Linked DNA regions of Homo sapiens: region 1 is linked to region 2. Evidence: chromatin contacts called from ENCODE Hi-C or POLR2A ChIA-PET data. All regions are on one chromosome and are shown on one strand. The core of a region is the stretch at or near the end of the contact, and the rest is flanking DNA. Distances in the headings are between cores, read along the strand shown.

Region 1 (2,700 bases), core at 52-2,551, 170 kb after region 2:
GAAACCCCGTCTCTAATAAAAATACAAAAAAATTAGCTGGGCATGGTGGTGAGTGCCTGTACTCCCAGCTTCTAGGGTGGCTGAGGCAGGAGAATTGCTTGAACCTGGGAGGCAGAGCTTGCAGTGAGCTGAGATCACACCACTGCACTCCAGCCTGGGCGACAGAGCGAGACTGGGTCTAAAAACAAAAAAAAAATACAAAAATAATCCTAGAGTCTATAAATACAAATACTTTAGTTGATTAGTTCATCACCAACTAAGATCACATTTTATATTATGCTTTGGCTTTTTACAAAAAGTAGGTAGTTTCTAAGCCCTATCTTGTAACTAGTGATTTAATTTGGTTAGAGCTGGAGGTTTTGCTTTAGTCATGAAAATTTCCACACAACTTAATCTGGTTATCTGCCTTTGCAAAGTTGTGGGGAAGGGAGATCGGCAGTGGTGGAGTGGCTGAAAACTGAGTCATCTTGACTGAATGTGGCGTGAAATTGCACGCAGGGGTTGCCTATTTCTGCTGGGCATCAGTCTACTAAGAAGTTGCTTCTCTAGGGTTGAGGTCAATGAAATACTACATATTCTCCAGTGAATTATTCTACGTATTTTCCAGCTCTATTATTATACTGCACATTCTCCAGTGTATTATTTTCTTTTGAATTAAAAGTCCTAGCAACTAAAGTTATATGATTTAAAAAGTTACCTAGATGCTAGGCATGGTGGCTCATACCTATAATCCCAGCACTTTGGGAGGCCAAGGTGGGAGTATTGCTTCAGGCGAGGAGTTCCAAACTAGATTGGGCAACATAGTGAGACCCCATTTCTATAAAAAATAAATAAATAAATAATTAGCTGGTTGTGATGGCTTGTGTCTGTAGTCCTAGATACTTGGGAGGCTGAGGCAGGAGGATCGCTTGAGTCCAGGAGCTCAAGGTTACAGTGAGCTACGATTGTGCCACTGTACTCCAGCCTGGGTGACAGAGCAAAACCCTGTCACCCTGTCTCTTTAAAAAAAAAAAAAAACTGGATTAGACTGTTGTGTTCTGATAAGGCGTGGGGCCACTAATTTCTTAATACCCAAAACATTAAAGAAATAGTGGCCTGCGTAAAGAGAGGAGGTTTACACTGTGATTGCCCTGCCTCTTTTTCTCCATGGCCAACCCTGTAAAAGGCACCTTTCTTAAGAAAGAATGAGTTTATTATGTGTGAGGTGCCATCAATATGACATCAATCATGTCTTGCAGAGCCACACTTTGACTGGGGTGGAGATGTGTACAAGCAGTTTTAGTTTGGGAGTTTAAGAACTTCCTGTAATATCTTCCTTTTGAGCTTTCTGTAACTCCCCTGAGACAGGCAAATGAAAGCAACTAGGGAGGATGAGATCTGAAGGAGTTTTCTTCAGTCTCTGCTTATAAAGTAACCAACCAGTTCTTACATATGACTGGTCAGATCCTCACTAGAAGCTGTTTGAGGCCCTGAGCTTGGTCATTAATTTCTCAGAAATCTGTGAAGCTTCAAGGTACACTTTATGGTGTTCCCTTTTTTTCTTCCAAAAAGAGACATTCACAGGATAACCTAAATTACCCAAACCTTTCTAAAGAAGGATGCTTCTGTATCTAGGCTTTGGTTTGGTAGCACCTGGTAAGACTTTGTTTATCATATCAAAATACCTTACTCACCTACCAGGCTTTCTTAATTGGCTCAAGAACTAACACCTTGCTGCTATAAATATCTGAGGGTGAATCAGAAGGTGTGTAGGCCATGTGTGCCTGAACCAACTTGTAGGAAATGGTGTGACTTCCCAAGGCCATCATCTTCTTTCATTTTATAGTCTGCTTTCATTAGAATACTTAGTTTTCAGTAATTCTTAGTTGAAAATAAAGAATGGGAGAATAAAATTTGTTATTTTAACAAATTTTGGGTGCCACTGACAACTTGGGTGGAGTGCCAACCCAGCCATGTGATGATATTTAAAATGCTCTATCAGCACTTGGGGCTCCAGACTACATGGCCACCCTGGAGACATCTGTGCTTATTCGGAAATGCCCTCAGATGCAGCTGTTGTGCGGCTACACACCCGTCGTCCAGAGTTTTTATATTTCCGTGCCAAGCCTTTAGCTGTGGAACCAACCTAACTGGCAAAACAGGAATGTAACAGACAATCCCTGTGATATGAGTCATATTAACTATTTATATGAAAGAAGTTGCTAAGACATTACAGGAAGCAAAGGCATGATGTACCCTGCTGTGACATGTTTTACTGAGTTAGCTAGGCTTATTTATAAATTGTAATCTACAACCTGCTCTCAGATAGGCAGTTCTAAGCTTTGGATTATAATCAAATCAAAGTTTAAGACTATTTTGGCTTTAGAGGTGACTCCATCAGTGCTTCTAGAGTTAAAAGTCAGCAGATAAAAACTTGACCAGTTGAAGACACATTTTCTCCTAGAGGAACTAACTGTTAGCTCTGTTTTTGCTTGGGAAAACAAGACTTTTCATTTTCAGTTTAATTCCTCAGGGAACATTCATCTCATCTTCAGCCAGATTCAGCTATCATCATAAAAAGGGAACTAATCAGTGAGGTCAGTCTTTGTTGTTTTAGCAAACTTTACCACCTGAGAAGATATTACATGTTAAACTTTCTAAGCATAATTTACTTGATGATTTCTGACAATGTTTTCAAATTGAGCAACCTTTCAGGGATTG
Region 2 (2,700 bases), core at 83-2,582:
CCGGGAGTGGTGGCGGACACCTGTAGTCCCAGCTACTTGGGAGGCTGAGGCAGGAGAATGGCGTGAACCTGGGAGGCAGAGCTTGCAGCGAGCCGAGATTGCACCACTGCACTCCAGGCTGGGTGACAGAGCGAGACTATGTCTCAAAAAAAAAAAAAAAAAAAAAAAGAGAAGAAAAAAGAAAAAAAAAGAAATATTACCAACAGGATGATTATAAGAATGGATCAGGGAATCTGGCAGGATAAGGAGGAAATTGATAACTGGGGGTGATTAATGGAGAAAAAGTGGATTGGAGAGCTTGAGATGGAAGGGTTTCTGTAGTGGGAGCACTGGAACTGGTGACCTGGAAGATCAGGAAATGTTTGAATGCAGAAATGTGCCAAAAGACAGGAAACATTTTCCAAGATGATAAAAATCTCAGTAGTGAAAATCTCTTTGGGGTTTAATGTATTTTGAGGCTTTCACCACAATTAAAAAGTGACACTAATTCTGAAGTTACAGATCTTTGACTAGGGGAGGCAGTAGAAGACCCTCTGAACCTTCCTGGCTGGTCAGGACAAGCTTACTGGGTTTTGGGAAATAAAAACATCATTTTCTTCTCCTAGAAGGTCTAGGAAGAGACTTTGAAGAATCTCTTTATTACAGAATCCTAGCAGACATGACAGAGAGAGGCATGACTAATGCTTAGGCAAGTAAGTATATATTCATGGGGCAAATCATAGGGAGAATTATGCTTTTTAACTATTAAAGTTCATGTAATGGGACTTACGCCCAGTCTCCAACTCAAGTGCCATGTTTCTCCTCAATTATTACAAAAATCAAGAGTATCCTATGTGGATACTACAAGTTGCTAAGCTCTTTATTGTATGGATTCAAACAGAAGACTTTTTTCTGGCACTCAATTGCATTTAGTAAAAATGTAGTATAACATGGTTAGCCAACCATAGCCATTGCATGGTTCCATTATATATTACTAGAGTGTTTTTCTCAGATGAATGTGAGGCCTAAAACACTCACAGTGACATAATTTCACAAGAAATTCTGGGTTCTATAGAGAAGGTTGGCAGTGTGATGCTGAAATATGTAACAGGCCTGAAATACAACCTGAAGGAATACTTGAAGAAGTGTCTGGCTTTCTGCTACATATCTTAAGCAGGAAGACAGACATGTTCTTTTTTGTTATTATTATTTCCTTCAAAAGATCTGAGGATCTGTTACATGAGGTCATTCTTCTTCCCTGTGTACTTCCTTAGGCTGACTGGTCTTATAGCCACGATTATCTTCCCTGCAGAGAATGAATTTTCCAGAATGTTTTGGTTCATTTCCTTGAGAGCTTTTAAGCTTTAGAATTTTTTCACAGACTAGGTTAGCTGTAAAACTTTAGGAAAGTGACTCAGTCTTCTTAAATAAATAATGTAAGCCACTGAGTACTTTGTAATCAAGTCACATTTTGCAGAAATGAGCTGCATAGTATAAATGTCTTTTTAAAAGTACATTAAAAATTATGGGCATCTTGAAGGTTTGTGTTTACTGTATCTCTCATATGAGGAGATGCATTTTTAATGACAGATCCTACCTTTCCCTGGAAGTCTTTTTAATAGTCTCTATGGATACCCTATGTGGAAAGCAGAAACACTTAAGCATCTGTTGCTTTATTACTGTGATCATGTTCCTGAACATGTATCTGTTAAATACTTTCTTGTACATTACGTCAGCTGTCAAATGCAGTATCAAAATACAGCATTTAGTTGAGTGACATTTTAGTAGCCTGTGGCTATTTAGTACTTATTTGCTCTTTCTATGCCTATGTCTGTGTCCTACCCAGCACAGTTAAAATTGGTCATCAGTGGAAAGAATGACAGAAGAATAAGAATCCCAAGGTGGACAGGTGTGGTGGCTCATGCCTATAATCCCAGCACTTGGGAGGCCAAGGTGGGCGGATCACCTGAGGTCAGGAGTTCAATATGAGCCTGGCCAACATAGTGAAACTCCGTCTCTACGAAAAATACAAAAATTAGCCAAGCATGGTAGTGCGCGCCTGTAATCCCAGCTACTCGGGAGGCTGAGGCACAAGAATTGCTTGAGCCCAGAAGGCGGAGGTTGCAGTGAGCTGAGATCGTGCCACTGCACTCCAGCCTGGGTGACAGAGCGAGACTCTGTCTCAAAAAAAAAAAAAAAAAAAAATTCCCAAGGCAAGGAATCTGTTTGTTAATTGATTACTTTATTTGATTTACAATATTCACATTTCCAAGTATGTATTTGACCTCCCAAATTAAATTGTTAGCTATAGAAATTTTGTTCGTTCTCTTACAGTTTGTTTTTTGAGTTTCAGGACTATTGTTAAAGGTATACTGTGACAATGTGTATTAGATACCATGAAAAATATATCATTGAATATGCTGTATCACTCACACTGACAAAAAGCTGTTAAATAAATAACAGAGAAACATTATGGAACATAATATCTGTCAGGGGGACTGAATCAGTGAAGGAAAAGTAGCCAAAGTAACCCATGATGTGGAGGTGCACCATGCACACTATTAATGGCTCAGAGTCTCTCACTCTTATTCCCATGTTAGACAACTATTTCAAAGTTTCTTTGACTAAGAATAAAAAGTAAATCTCTTGCAAGCCATCCCCCCAGAAATGAAACTCAAGGTCTGTTAAAGGGCCAGTATATAGCTGCACAATTATCAAATT

Evidence for each region. A loop is a pair of places that touch in the nucleus more often than their neighbours do. ChIA-PET counts read pairs that join two places held with the same protein, here RNA polymerase II (POLR2A). Pooled maps may share reads with other maps.
Region 1: a pooled map shows a loop between it and region 2 (4-fold over the local background). The contact joins two enhancer-like sites. A Hi-C loop is called at or near these places in 1 of 168 maps with a recorded cell type or tissue (endothelial cell of umbilical vein) and 4 of 50 pooled maps. POLR2A ChIA-PET finds 5 or more read pairs at or near these places in 1 of 52 experiments (activated CD4-positive, alpha-beta T cell).

The regions. Positions count from the first base shown.
Region 1 is chr2:196,232,597-196,235,296 of GRCh38, reverse strand. The region is part of intron 21 of HECW2 (HECT, C2 and WW domain containing E3 ubiquitin protein ligase 2); the gene reads left to right. Among named protein-coding and RNA genes, the nearest start is that of HECW2-AS1, 26 kb to the left of the region's middle. Within about 2 kb of position 1,301, at least 20 of the 41 ENCODE cell types and tissues checked have a DNase peak (open chromatin) inside an H3K27ac peak, as active enhancers do; they include endothelial cell of umbilical vein, where a contact is called at or near this core.
Region 2 is chr2:196,402,288-196,404,987 of GRCh38, reverse strand. The region is part of intron 2 of HECW2 (HECT, C2 and WW domain containing E3 ubiquitin protein ligase 2); the gene reads left to right. Among named protein-coding and RNA genes, the nearest start is that of HECW2-AS1, 140 kb to the right of the region's middle. RefSeq lists a silencer at 1-4. Within about 2 kb of position 1,332, at least 2 of the 41 ENCODE cell types and tissues checked have a DNase peak (open chromatin) inside an H3K27ac peak, as active enhancers do; they include endothelial cell of umbilical vein, where a contact is called at or near this core.